Regions from separate parts of the Homo sapiens genome. Here region 2 is linked to region 1. The links are chromatin contacts, found by Hi-C or POLR2A ChIA-PET in ENCODE. All regions are on one chromosome and are shown on one strand. Each heading gives the region's core, a stretch centred on a gene start or an enhancer-like site at or near the end of the contact. The rest is flanking DNA. Distances are from core to core; before and after follow the strand shown. Region 1 has its middle 110 kb from the start of MSTN. Region 2 holds the start of AKAP19 (A-kinase anchoring protein 19).

Evidence for each region. Hi-C counts contacts between places; a loop is a spot of excess contacts on that map. ChIA-PET counts read pairs that join two places held with the same protein, here RNA polymerase II (POLR2A). Pooled maps may share reads with other maps.
Region 2: a map with no recorded cell type shows a loop between it and region 1 (8-fold over the local background). The contact joins the promoter of AKAP19 here to the enhancer-like site in region 1. A Hi-C loop is called at or near these places in 6 of 37 single-sample maps with no recorded cell type and 2 of 50 pooled maps. POLR2A ChIA-PET finds 5 or more read pairs at or near these places in 1 of 52 experiments (Panc1).

What each region holds. Positions count from the first base shown.
Region 1 is chr2:189,948,263-189,955,536 of GRCh38, reverse strand. It overlaps a transcript of AKAP19 not described here. Among named protein-coding and RNA genes, the nearest start is that of MSTN, 110 kb to the left of the region's middle. RefSeq lists an enhancer at 2,318-2,387. Within about 2 kb of position 2,741, at least 3 of the 41 ENCODE cell types and tissues checked have a DNase peak (open chromatin) inside an H3K27ac peak, as active enhancers do.
Region 2 is chr2:190,176,721-190,183,994 of GRCh38, reverse strand. It overlaps AKAP19 (A-kinase anchoring protein 19), which reads right to left and starts at 3,132. Exons shown (of 2, transcript NM_001042519.2): 1 at 2,886-3,132. RefSeq lists an enhancer at 2,379-3,178 and silencers at 2,957-3,406, 3,677-3,776.

The sequences.
Region 1 (7,274 bases), core at 1,492-3,991:
AGATTTCTCAAAGAACTAAAAATACAGCTACCATTTGACCCAGCAATTCCACTACTGGGTACCTACCCAAAGAAAAAGACATCATTGTATCAAAAAAATCTGTACTTGTATGTTTATCACAGCCCTATTCACAATAGCAAAGTCGTGGAATCAAGTTAAGTGTCCATCAATGGATAACTGGATTTTAAAAGTATGGTATACATATATACCATAGAATACTAGCAAAAAAAACAAAAAACAAAAACAAAATACGAAACAAGAAAGAAAGAACGTCTTTTACAGAAACACAGATGCAACTAGAGGCCATTATCCTTGGTGAAATGACTCAGGAAGTTAAAAACCACATGTTCTCACTTATAAGTGGAAGCTAAACAACGGGTACATGCAGACATACAGAGTAAATAATGAACACTGGAGACTCCAAAAGGTGGGAGGGTGGGAGGCAGGTACAGATGAAACATGATCCTATGGAGTACAATGTACACTATTTGGGTGATGAGTACACTAAAAGCCCAGCATTCACCACTATGCAATATATCCATGTAACACCACTGTACTTGTACCCCTAAGTCCATAAATAAAAAATATTTTTTTAAAAAAGAATTTGCTAACTGAATAGTTTAAAGATAAACTTTTTAGAGGTCAAAGATATTGGGCATGTAAATATTGTGGTAATTTAAACATCAGTAGTATGCAAAAATGTACAACTGCCTGGTCTAATTCTGAGCAAGGATGCAGAGATCATTTTTGCTGATAAATGAATATCAGAAAAGTCACTGATGGTCAATAAAACTGCAGTGTTCCAAATAAATTACTCTGACATATGCCAACAAATGTTGGGAAAAAATTAGTCACTTATGATAAAAATGATGCAAAAATGTGTTAGTTGTAACATAGTTTTAAATATATATAACATTCAAACATAATGTGATTTAACCCATTTATGCCTGAGGTTGCAATTTTTTGAATTTTTACAGTCAGACCTTGGTGATGACCTTGAGCAGTAGGATATAAATGACTCCCACATGCTTAGCATTCCATTAATGGAACACTAGGCATATTAATGTGTATGTATTTGTAAGACTTCTTATATAAACATGTCACCAAACCAGAAGAAGTTTGGTCATATCACATGTTCTGATCTTATCATATGTTCTGATCTTATCATATGTTCTGATCTTTTCATTTGCAAAATATAGTTACCATAAATTTAAGTAAACAGTGTGTGTACATATGCAAATTTATCATAATGCCACTTAGAATCTATTGTGTAAGGATGTGGATGCATTAAACAATTTTCTTATGAGAAAATAGCTGTTTTCTTATAATCTGATAAAGTAGGTGTGCCACTTGTTTATACCAACAGGGTAAGAAAAAAGACTTGCGGAATGTTTCTTTGAGAAATACCTGATCTGGATTGTATCTCTTTCCTTCTCTTTCTCCTTCTCTTGCCTTCCCACTGACAGGGATTCCCCAACCTTGATGTTCATTTTACTACTACATCTTCACTTGACCTGTCTGGCTCAACATACATCCTCATCTCTTTCAACTATCAGCTTGACTTCTTTTCTCTCTGACAATGTTTTCATGTTGGCAATACCCTTGCAGGCTTCATTCATTCATTCAATCAATATCATAAACAATAAACAAACAAAAGATGCAGCTTAGTGGTTAAGAGGTGGACTCCAATGCCAGACAGCTTAAGTTTGTATCTTGGTTCTACCAGCTGTTAGCCATTAGAACTTGGGAAAATCACTTAACTTACGTGCATCAATTTCCTCATCTGTAAAAATGAGGTGATATTGATACTGTACTAACAATATCACCTCATAGATTGTTGGGAGAAATGAATGAATCAATATATCTAAAAGTCTTTGTTTTTTTTTTTTTTTTTTTTTTTTTGAGATGGAGTTTCACTCTTGTCACCCAGGCTGGAGTGCAATGGTGCAATCTGGGCTCACTGCAACTTCCGCCTCCAAGGTTCAAGAGATTCTCCTGCCTCAGCCTCCTGAGTAGCTGGGATTACAGGCATGCACCACCATGCCTGGCTAATTTTGTATTTTCAGCAGAGACAGGGTTTCACCATGTTGGCCAGGCTGGTCTCAAACTCCTGACCTAGGTGATCTGCCCATCTTGGCCTCCCAAAGTGCTGGGATTACAGGTGTGAGCCACCATGCCCGGCCTATATCTAAAAGTCTTATAACAGTGCTCAATATGTACTAAGAATCATATAACTGTCAGCTGATTTTATTATTAATCTTATTATTATCATTATTTGAGCACCTATATGCCAACCACTCTACTACATATTCGGATTATATTAGTGAACTCGACGGACAAGGCCTTGAGTAAAGCCCTTTTAGATGCAGCCTGTCCCCACTTTCCCTATTGCAGACTTGTAAGTGGGCCCTGAACAAAAATCTGGCCAGGGATGTTATCACATTTAACAATAGGCACCAAAATTACTAAACCAGCAAGAAAAGACACAATCCCTACAACTGGCATAGATAACAAAAGCCACCTGACCTCCTATTTTTAATTTCTGTTGATATTACCATAATCTTGTTCTGTTTTGTTTAACTCTAGTTCTCACTTCCCCCTTTCCATCACTACAGTCTGCAATTTTCAAGTCCTAAATGAGTGTAACTGAAAGTAACTTATTTACAAAGAAGATTCATGATCATTATAGTTATATAAGAACCAATTCATTAAATAGCCAAAATAAAAAGGAAACACCCTCAGACTATACATTCAAAGTTATCGAAGATGTGATCAAAAAATAAGTAGAAGTTCTTAAAAGGATACGTCACATGTAATTCTCCTACAGTTGCACACAGTAAGTGCAGTAGAAGTATCCTGTTTCAAAATGATCATAAAAGCAACTGTAACAGAATATTTTTAGATATTGAAACGTTGATCTTTTTACTCCCCATTGTTAACTTTCTTTTACCATTTCTCCTAATTTATAAATATTGTTCTCATATAGGAGAACAGATAAAACCTAAAATAAAAGAGCTAAATTCTTGCTTAGAATTCCAAAATAAGATCTTCATAATATGACTTCTATTTCTAAGATCTAGGTACTCATTCAAGGAGAAAAAAAAAATGATATGATTTTGTTTCAGTTCCAAAAAGGTCTGGTTTGGAAGACTGGAAGCTCAAGCTGTGTGAAGTACCATTGACCAGCTTAAGGCAGGAGACGAAATAAGCCCCTTTCTTGTATAGGGGAGGAAAAACTTTCTTCTACCCTCTTAGGTTCTGTGGCTGGGCCTGAGAATTAAACTAACATAAGACAGAGTAACAGGGAAAAAGCATACAAGTTTTATTTAATATTTTTACATGCATGGGAGCCCTCATAAGGAAAATGAATGTCTGAAAAAGCAGTTAGGCTCAAAAGTGTGTATACCTTTTAAAACAAAGAATGATAAATTGTGAGGATACAAGACAAAGGGTATTAGGCTAGGGGCAGTACATTGTGAGGCAGTGACCAGGAAATATATGGGGGAAACCAGTGGAAGATAAGGATTGTTTTCAGTTTGTGTAGTTTGTTTGTTTAGTTCTCTTTTGGCAGTAACTCCCAGTCTCCAGTGTTAAGAATGTTCTTCTATTCCTGGTTCAGGAAGAACACTTTTCTCATGGGAAATTTTATAACCTGCTTTTAGATAAGAACATTTGAGAGGTCACAGAGTTCTTCCTGCATTTGCTATTTCTCGAGTGCCTTCAGCTCAAAATAATTCTTATGCCAGAGTGACATATTTTGGGGTGGCATATTCTGATCTCCTATACTTGCCTTCAGCAAATGCTATTCTAAAACGAAGATGAGCTAAATGATTCTCTAACTTTAGACTTTTAGGTATTGGAAGAGTGAAGAAATATTTTTAGGACAATGAAAATAGGTAATGGCTATTGTGTTGACCCATACCTCTACTTCCTTATTTGAAAGCTTTAGATTTGGCTTTCAAAGTACTTAAAGCATTTACCAACTGATGAAAGGGAAGAAAACAGTGCCACAAAGATACTGAAGAGGAAGATTCAGCTGGGCGCAGTGGCTTACATCTATAATCCCAGCACTTTGGAAGGCCAAGGTGGGCGGATTACTTGGTGTCAGGAGTTCGAGACCAGCCCTGGCCAACATGGTGAAACCCCGTCTCTACCAAAAATACAAAAATTAGCCGGGTGCGCTGGCACATGCCTGTAATCCCAGCTACTTGGGAGGCTGAGGCAGGAGTATTGCTTGAACCTGGGAGGTGGAGGTTGCAGTGAGCCAAGATCGCATCATTGCACTCCAGCCTGGGGGAAGATGCAAGACTCTGTCTCAAAAAAAAAAAAAAAAAAAAAAAAAGGAGGATTCAGAGAACTAAACTAAGGTTTCTTCTATTGAAGTAGAGGGAAAAAACCTAATACTGGTACTAGGAAGTCTGATTTGATTGTCACAACAGAATGGTGGAAGAGGTCTGAGGTAATACCTCCAAACCCAACCCCAAAACTTCCCTTATCTCCAGGAAAGTGCAGAAACGATCCAGAAAAATTCCCCATATTCTGCTACTACCCCCACCCCAACCCTCCAGGCATGAAAGAAAGTTGAAAATTAAGTCAGTACACTAGCCAGGGATTTATTCTAATAACAGGGATAGAGAGCCAAATGGCAAAGGTTGGTAAGTGGGCAGCCCTAAACCAAGAAGGGACCTAGTTAACAGGAGGAAATAGTTGAGATCTCAATCCTTTTCTCAATGGCAGGACAAGATGTAAAGTCTTTGGGGGAACTTAAGTCATTAGTGGGAAGAAAAGTAATGTAAAATAGAGGAGAACTCTATGTATTTATATACATAGGCAATATACTTATCTCTCATATCTACATGTCTTGGAATATTTGTTTATGTAGTGTGATGACTTTAGAAAATATAAACAAAGGCTAGCTTTTAAAAGTAATAATTAAGATGTAAATTGTTGCTCTTTGGTGGTCTTCCTTAATCTTTTTCAGACCCTGAAGGCTTTCTACCATTAGCCCCTCTCTTACTTTCAGCAAAGGTGACACTAAAGACTAAGATAAGCCTGGTCTGAAGGTAGAGACTTATCCTAATCCTAATTGACTCTTCACAATCAGTTAACAGATTGAACTCCTTATTCTTCTCTTGCTCCCATGTTCACTACTGCACCTAAGGTTCATTACCTAACCTTAAAAAAAAAAACAAAAAAAAAAAACAAAAAAGGCTGGGCGCCATGGCTCACGCCTGTACTCCCAGCACTTTGGGAGGCTGAGGCAGGCGGATCATCTGAGGTTAGGAGTTCGAGACCAGCCTGGCCAACATGGTGAAACCCCATCTCTACTAAAAATACAAAAATTAGCCGGGCATCATGGCAGGCACCTGTAATCCCAGCTACTTGGGATGCTGAGGCAGGAGAATCACTTGAATCTGGGAGATGGAAGTTGCAGTGAGCTGAGATCTTGCCATTGCACTCCAGCCTGGGGACAAGAGCGAGACTTCATCTCAAAAAAAAAAAAAAAAACCCAAAACCAAAAAACTAAGATAACATGATTGATTCTGTAACTTTAGACTTTCAAACCTTGGAAGAGTTACATTTCAGGACACTTAAAAGTAGGTAACAGGCCAGGCGTGGTGGCTCACGTCTGTAATCCCAGCACTTTGGGAGGTCGAGGCAGGTAGATCACGAGGTCAAGAGATTGACACCATCCTGGACAACATGGTGAAACCCCATCTCTACTAAAAGTACAAAAATTGGTTGGGCATGGTGGCATGCACCTGTAGTCCCAGCTACTCGTGAGGCTGAGGCAGGAGAATCACTTTAACCCGGGAGGCGGAGGTTGCAGTGAGCCGAGATTGTGCCACTGCACTCCAGCCTGGTGAGAGTGAGACTCATCTCTAAAAAAAAAAAAAAAAAAAAAGAAAGAAAAAGTAGGTAACAACTATTGGGTTTACCTATGCATACATAATTGACCCTTGAATAACACAGATTTGAACTGTGTAGATCCACTTATATCTGGATTTCTTTTTTCCTTTTTTTTTTTCTTTTTTTGAGACAGAGACTCTGTCACCCAGGCTGGAGTGCAGTAGCCTGATCCCAGCTCACTGTAACCTCAGCCTCCTGAGTAGCTTGGATTACAGGTGCCCGCCACTGTGCCTGGCTAATAGAGATGAGGTTTCACCATCTTGGTCAGGCTAGTTTTGAACTCCTGACCTCGTGATCCACTCGCCTTGGCCTCCCAAAGTGCTGGGATTACAGGTGTGAGCCATCGCGCCCGGCTTTTTTTCTCAATAAAAACAGTCAGCACTCCACATCTACGGGTTCTGCATCTGCAACTGAAGGCAGATGGAAAATGAGGTATTTGTCTGATGTGAAACCCGCAGATACTGAGGGCCGGCTTTTTGTATACTTGGTTTTCACAGGATTGTGGGACTTGAGTATGCAAAGATTTTGCTGTCTGCTGGGAGGTGGGGGATGCCCTGGAACCAATCCTCATTGTGAATACTGAGGGACAACTGTATTTTCCTACTTCCTAGATTAGGCCTTCAAAGTACTTTAAGCGTTTAGCAAAGGATTAAGAGTTAAATGTAAAATAAAACCACATAAGAACTAGAAAAACAAAACAAAAATCACAAAAGAACTTAAAAAAAAAAGTTTAAATACCTACATAATCTTGAGGTGAAAGGTCTTTCTAAGCTGAATACCAAAACATATAAATAAGAAAAAAAAATGATTTTACTAAATAAAAATTGAAAATTTGTATGACAGGAAAAAAGTACCACAAATAAGTGTCACAGGACTTTGTTATGTATACGCTATATATATGTTGACATGTTATGTATGTCTGACATAAAAGAACACTTAAAAATAAGCTAAAAAATTAAGACCCTAATAGAAAAAGTCATAAGGCAATTGATAAAGTGGCGCTATAAGTTTAATGTAGTAACATAGACAGACATGGTCCTACCATGTTTATGGGGGTGGATGTACATACATTGTTAAAAAATAGAGCCTAGAAGAGACAGACTGAAATGTTCACAGTGGGTAATGCAGGGGAGCAAAACTGTGGGTAATTTTTATTTTGTTCTCCAAATTGCCTGAAGTTTTTCAGGGAGGTACACGTTACTGTACTAAGGAAAAAACTATTTTTTAAAAAGCTAAGTGTAAAAATTAAATGCAAAAAAAACAGGCATATGTCCTCTAAGCTAAACAGAGACAAAGAAAATTATTCTTCTCATCTGAATCTCATTTTCAGAATCTGTAACAAGGCTTGGTAAAAATGATTTTTA
Region 2 (7,274 bases), core at 1,883-4,382, 230 kb before region 1:
TATGGAAAGTATAGTAAGAAAGGCTCATTTTAAAATTCTCAAATCCAAGGATAGATAGCGTATTCTAATGAGAAAGAAAACAAAACTGCTCAGCAACATTTTGCTCCCTTAAAAGCAAATGATTTTCAAGCTGGAAAGTATGGAAACCTCACTAAGAGAGAACTAAGGTGCAAGCAGAAGAGGTCATTTTAAAATAGTCCATGCCTTCACATTCTGGTGAATTATATTCCAGGGTACCAAAAGAACCTGCAGATGTCAGCACAGAACTATTCTGACAACCTCTATAAAAACATGGAGAAGAAGGGCAGTCTCAAGAGACTAGAGATTCAAACAGAACTTTTTTCCCCCAGTGTTTTTATTTTTAATATTCAAAATTAAAAGAAAGAATTAGAATTCCTAGACTTTACAGACTAATAGTTTGACATCTATCTCTGGCAAAATTCGAAACTTAAACATTAAACAAGGAAAAATGAGGGGTGGAGGAAAAGACTGCGGATTTCTAGGAACTAACAATTTGCTAAGAATCATTCATTTTTAAACTAATGTTATTTACTTTTGTGGTAGATCAGGGAATATGCAAGATCTTTACTTTTCAGCAAGACATTTTTCTCATAATGTCCTTATGGAGAAGACTGCTCTATGGACTAGAATAGTTTGATAAGAAAGGGCTGAGTCCAGCGAATTCATTAGTTCAAGCAAAATCTACTGAAGGCCAACTAGATTTCCAGCCATTATCGTACTTGGCACTTTCAATACTTTGAATTTTAACAACCACCCTGAAAGGCAGATGTTACCTCATTTTATTGATACTGAAGTTTCTCAAGGTCACAAAGCTAATAGGTATCAGGGCCAGACTCCAAAACCAGCCTCCAAAAATCCAGGACCATTCCTACTGTGCCACAGGTTTCTAGAGGTACCACGGTCACAGTAAAAGGACTTGTCCTATCTATTATCAGTGACTTGAATGTCTGGTGAATAAACTCAGCAAATGTGTAGGTGACACAAAACTGAAAAGTAGAATTAACATGATGAATGACATAAGATTAAAACGTCTATCTAACAAACTGCAAACCATACAGAGGCTTTAAGTAATACAAGCCAAGAGAAAAAAGAAATTCAGATTCAAGAAATGCTTAACTGCATAATTTAAAAATTAATAAAGCCTACCTTTATTTTTGTCTCCTTTGCTTGACAGCAAAGCACACGGGGTATGGAGGTGAGGTTTTTAGTCAACTTCTGAGTATTTACTACAAATGCCAATTAAGCAATAGATTATTTTATTTGAAGATGGCAGCTCATTGCACCCTGCACTGTTTGGGTTAAACTGACTTATTGAATTCAATTTTGGGCTAAGGATCTTTAGCACAGAGAGGGGTCTTAGGTAAGGAAGGAAACATAAAAACTAGTATTTATTGAAGATAACTAACATTTACTGACTCCTAGGCACCTCTACTAAGTACTTTATTAATATTATTAATTTAATCCTCACAGTAACCCTAGGGTTAGACAAAGTATATTATTCCCATTTTACAGATGAGAAACTGAGGCTCAGGGATCTGAAAGGCTGTCAAGCAAAGGAGACAAAAATATTATTTTGTATCACTTTAGACCTTTCATTTCTTAACTATTTTTGGGTCATGGACCCTTTTCAGACTGACTAAAGTTTCAGATCCTTTTTGCAGAAAAATCTTGTTTCTAAGTTCACAGTTGGAGCGCTATTGGCCAGGTAGGACTAATGAGAAACAGGTACTGCTTCCTAAGTGATTGTCAGTTCAGCGTAAACAAGGCCTTGCTAACAACAGAAAAGGAGGAACCCGTCAAAATGTAATGAGCTTCCTGTCACTGAAGTGTTCAATCAAAATGTGGCTGGCCTGTCAGGAGTGCTACAGAGGAGATAATAAAATGGATTGGAGGTTGGTCTACAATTTTAAAGCATCCTTTTGTTACAACATTGTGTGGACCTAAATAAGTAATGATTATAATTTTTGTTTAATGGCAAAACAAAATTAAAAACTGAAATTATTCTTCCAGACCATTCTGCTTGAAAGCAGAATGCCTAAATAATGTTATTTGCCATCTATTTATGATAGCCATGTTAGGTGTTTGAAAACAGCCTCATCCAAAGGGAAAAAGGAATAGCCAACTGTTGATCTTGGTTTGATTTATACTTTGTCATAATAAAAGTAGATTCCCTATTCCTCCGAATTCTTATCTAAAAATTTCCCTGAGAGAGCTGCCACATACACTAGATCCTAAAAAGATGGTCTTTGATAAGAACATTTACTAGTTTACAATTTTATGTTAACCTAATTCCCTAAAGGATAGGGGAAGGGCTGGTGTCAGACCAGAGACAAGAGAGACAACTCCAATTGTTCCGCTTTGCTTCTTTGACCCCTTAACTCATGGCTAAAGGATCTTACCCGTCTACTCCTCTTAATTTCTTATTTGCATCATTTCACCTCAATATTCAGCCTCCCACAGCTCCAAAGAGCACGAGAGCTAATACTTTGCTCATGATATGCCATTCAGAGCACAAGCCTGACAGCTTGGCATATCAATGCAATGTTCACGGGCAAATCTCTTACCTGAAAATCTTCACTCACTCTTCAGGTAGGCAGCAGGGTGGAATTGCAACTCATAATGAGATACCTTTCACTGGGAAGCCCAGAACAAAATTGAAGGGGTAGGGGCTAACTCTTCTCGATTAGGGGACGGAGATGTGAGGCTCTATCCACGGCAGCTGGCTGAGAACGGTCTCGTTTAATTAAAGCCTCCTGTAACTCATGGGTTTCTGCCATTGAAAAATCTAAAAGGCACAGCTGACAAGCAAAGACCGACAGACACCCGCCCTTCACCAGTCACCCACCTCCCAGATGTTCACTTACACAACACGTTGCCCGGCAGCTGCGCGCCCATGGCACGTCCGGACAGCCGTGGGGTCCCGGAGGCAGCCTGCGCTCAGGCCCGGGGCGGGTCTCCGAAGCTCCCGGAGCAGCCCTGTCGTGGGAGGGGGGCTTGCTGGCGTCTGGGCGGGCGGCAGCTGAGGCCGGGCGGGGGCAAAGTGCAGTCCAGCTGCCAGGGCAGCGGCGCCGCCTTCTCGCCGGCGCCCGGCTCAGCCAAGTGGCAGCATGTGGAGGACGGGGCGTCCTTCGGCGGCGCCCGGGCTCCCGGCCCCTCCTCCTGCCGTCGCCGCCGCGCCCGCCGCGCGCTCCTCGCGGGTTCGCGGCCCGCACCTGGCCTCCAGATGGCCGCCCAAGGGCGCTCGGCTCCAGGGCGCGCCCTCTGGGAGCGACCCACGAACTTCGGGTGGCAGAGGGTTGCCTCGATACTTCCTCAGGCGCAGGGTCCGAGGCAGGGGCGGGCGGAGCGGAGCTGGGCTGCCAGCCGGTTGGTCTGGGCCACCGCCCTCACGCCCCCCGCAACTACCAAGCAGCTGCCGGCGCCGCAGCGGGAACAGACCCGCAAAGGTCAATGAAAGCAGAAGCCAGCGAGGCATCGCAGAGGTCAATGAAAGTAAGAGCCAGCGAGGCATTTCGCTGGCCCTGCCCCTGGTCTCGGCCCCCTGGGCTGCGAACTCTCCTGAGCTCCGCCCTGGTGAGAGGGGGCGCTGCCCTCCAAGGCCTCTCCCCCGCGGGGCCTGCCTTGGGACAACAGGTGCTGGGCCGGGGCACTGAGCCCGCCTGCAGGGGGCCCCGCAGCCTGGCCGCGGCCTTCCCAGCTAAGGGTTCTGCGCTTGGGCCGGGCAGAGCTGCCAGACCTGCTTTGACCTGAAACCCCACTCTCGCAGAGCTAGGCCAGGGATTCCGCCCTTCCCACCTCGTTTGCACCATGAGTATGCAGAGCAAAAGTGTTGGAAGTACTTAAACATTTAAAGGACATATCCATTTTATACTTTTCCATACAGAAATACTCAAGAACATTTTCCAAGCGTGTTTCTCTTTCAAACAAAGTATCTCTAAAGGCCATTTTCTCACTCTTTAAAGCATTGAATACCACTGCCTCAAAACATGGCCATTATTGAGTTACACTTCCCCGCACAGTCCATGTGATGCCTGCATCTGCCCAGCATGATTTCTAGCAATAGTAAAAGTCCCAAGAGAACTACAAAAGAACCATTATTTTCCTTGTGTTCTACAACGGATTAGTCAATGCGAAATTCATGCTTGAAGGGACCTTAGTGATAATTTTGACTCCACATTACAGATGAGGACACAGAGGCCCAGAGTTCAGCAGTACAACGAAAGAGAGTGGAACTTAAAAAACTAACAATCTATAAACTGAGACTTAGCTCTTTGAAGGTACATTATAGTAAAAAATAAACCTAGATTGCAGAAGAGTTGAGAAGTTTAAGTTACACAAAAATCTATCCCAGAATCTCAGATTTTAAATGAATCAAGCATTCTTATTTTTATCCAGGCTTAAATTAGCTAAGGTTATATACAAACCCAGTGGCCCAGAAATGTAATTTTTCTTCATGCTAGTATGATTAATGGGATTGGAGTTGGTACATCCTGACAATCATAGAATGTAAGTATACCTATATTAATTGATTTTTCTGATAAGTATCATTTTTTTTTTCTTTTTTTTGAGATGGAGTCTTGCTCTTGTCGCCCAGGCTGGAGTGCAATGGCGCAATCTTGGCTCACTGCAACCCCCACCTCCCAGGTTCAAGCGATTCTCCTGCCTCAGCTCCTGAGTGGCTGAGATTACAGGCGCCTGCCACCATGCCAGGCTAATTTTTGTATTTTTAGTAGAGACAGGGTTTCACCATGTTTGCCAGGCTGATCCCGAACCCCAGACCTCAGGTGATCCATCCGCCTTGGCTTCCCAAAGTGCTGGGATTACAGGTGTGAGCCACCGCACCCAGCCAGTATCAATTTTAATGTATACAAATTGATTATACTTACATAAAACAAATTATTCAGTTCTACATATTTCAGGCACACCATGCTAAATAATTATGCTCAAATGCAAGGTTCCACTTTTAGGCCTAGTTCTTCACTTAAGTTATGTAATTTTCTTGTGCTCTTCCTTCCCCAGCTTTAAACTTCTATCAACCTAGTGCTGGAATCATCCTTAGGAGACCCCTGGGTTCCACACTGAGGGGATGGCGTCAGTTCTTGATGTGATCTAGGCAGAGGAGACACTTAGAAATTTGTGTTTTTTACTTCCCAGTTACCAGGTCAGAAGGAAAGAAAAAGTGGGTGAGAGTCTCTGGCCTCCATCAGAAGAGAAACCCATAAACTTGAAAATTTCTTTCACTCAGTTTGAGAACAAATTGGACCAGCCTTTGGTCTACAGATGAAGCGGGCCATGAGGGAGCGAGGCCTACACACCGAGCCAAGCTGCTCCTGCCAGGCTGGAGCCTGACCCTTCCTTCGCCATCATAGGGCTGGCCAAGCTGGTGGGGGAGACCCAGGTCAGGTCTGGCAGGGATGACTAAGGGAGGACCTAGCCCGTGGCCTCTGCCATCTGCCCGGCTGCCCTCATGGGTGTGCACTGGAGAGAGTAGAGCAGGAGGGACAAGCCTGGGGCTGGTGGGGAGACCGCACCACCACCCTTCTGTGAGTGGCCCTCTCTGCTCTCCTCTCTGTGGGGCCTCTCTCAGGTCCAGGCCAGTGTGAACAGGTACTTGCAGGTTGGGCCTGGAAAATAGCCTTGACTTCTCTCCTCAGGACTGCAGGCCATGCTTCTGGTCAAGATGGTGCCATGTAAGACTTGGAGGGAAGATGCGTCGAGGGAACTTGGCGCCCTCTGCCCCTGGGATTCGGGAAAGCTGGCTCTCCTCCCAGCTGCCCAGCCTAGAACTGGGAGTCAGGGCATAGCATTTCTGCCCCTCTGTCCTCACCTGGGCTTGAACAAGGATAGAGGCAACAGGAACCAAGAACTCCTCAAACTGGTGGTGGCAGAGACAAACTGCAGGATTTTGAAAGTGCTGAGATAACTTTTTAAAAGCTGGGGAATGAAGTGAAAGGGGTGACGAAGGACCCAGCGATGGCCTGAGGTGAATGTGGTTAGGGTGAGGGGCCGTAGCAAGTGTTTAGTGGTTTTGTTTTCTCCAGAGTTCATAGAAGTAAAACTCATAAAAACAGCAATGATAAAATCCTGGAATTTGAACATAAGCAATCTCACCCTAGGGTCCATGCTGTTGACAGGAAACAAATACTGAGCTGGATTGAGGATTGCATTTTAAATAGTAAACTTGCAGTTAGCAGAATCAAATCAAGGCACTCACATACTCTTTGCTCTGTAAAGAACTCCCATTTCCATCCCCAGCCCCATAAAACTTCCACGTCAGACAGACAGACCACAGAGGTACATAGCTGACTCCCGCCACTGGTTTCTCTACTTAAACGAGCACCTTTAACTTCCATTTTTGCCTCAGGCAGACCAGTCAGAGCTTGCACCTCTGGGAGAAGCAAGGGAGGTTATGCCGGCGAGGCAGAAGGGACCTCCTTTCTAAAAGTACTCTAAGCAGTGAGATGATGTGGCCTTGTCAGGAAGGATCCGGGCCCTGGGATTCACTTGTCTGCCACTGGGGCTCTTACAAGCATATCAGAGAGTCAAATGTCTCAGTTGGTTTTCTGATAATGAAGTGGTGAGGACTGGAGAGGGGGATGGCATAGTTTGCGAGTGTTCATTCACATGGAGGCTAGAGAATTCACGTACGCTAGAGAGAGGTAACGCAAATCACAGAAAAGATTTATAAAGAATAGAAAATGACACTAACTCCCCACCTGCTCCCACCACCTCCACCCCTACCCCTAGAACTTATCTCAGGTTACAAAATAAGAAGCCAAAGCCAACTGAGTGGGTAGAGGAAAATGTAAATGCAAACAAGATAAACTTACTGAGGAGACAGAAAAAAAATACCATTATGGGATATGAACCCTGATAGAATAGCACATAGGTATGACCATTGAGGAAACTCATTTTTAGATTCTACCTCTTTGTTTCTCATATAATAACAGTCCACTGGTCTAGGGAAAAAAAAAATCTTTTAGTGGTTATTGGAAAACATGGCTATTTCTTACATATATTTCTCACTGATTCAGGTTTTATGTGCTAGTTTTTGTGTGTTCAATCTAAAATGGCCTCTCCAAAACAGTGAACTTACCTCGTATTTGCTAAGATTTTATTCGGATTTGGCTGAGAGGCCCAGATATCTTCTCTGAGTAGGCAACAGACACATTTTCATGTCAGACCCTAATTAAGGCTTTAGGATACAAAGCTTTAAAAATTCAGAAGCAGAAATGGTGTATTGATTCTTTAAC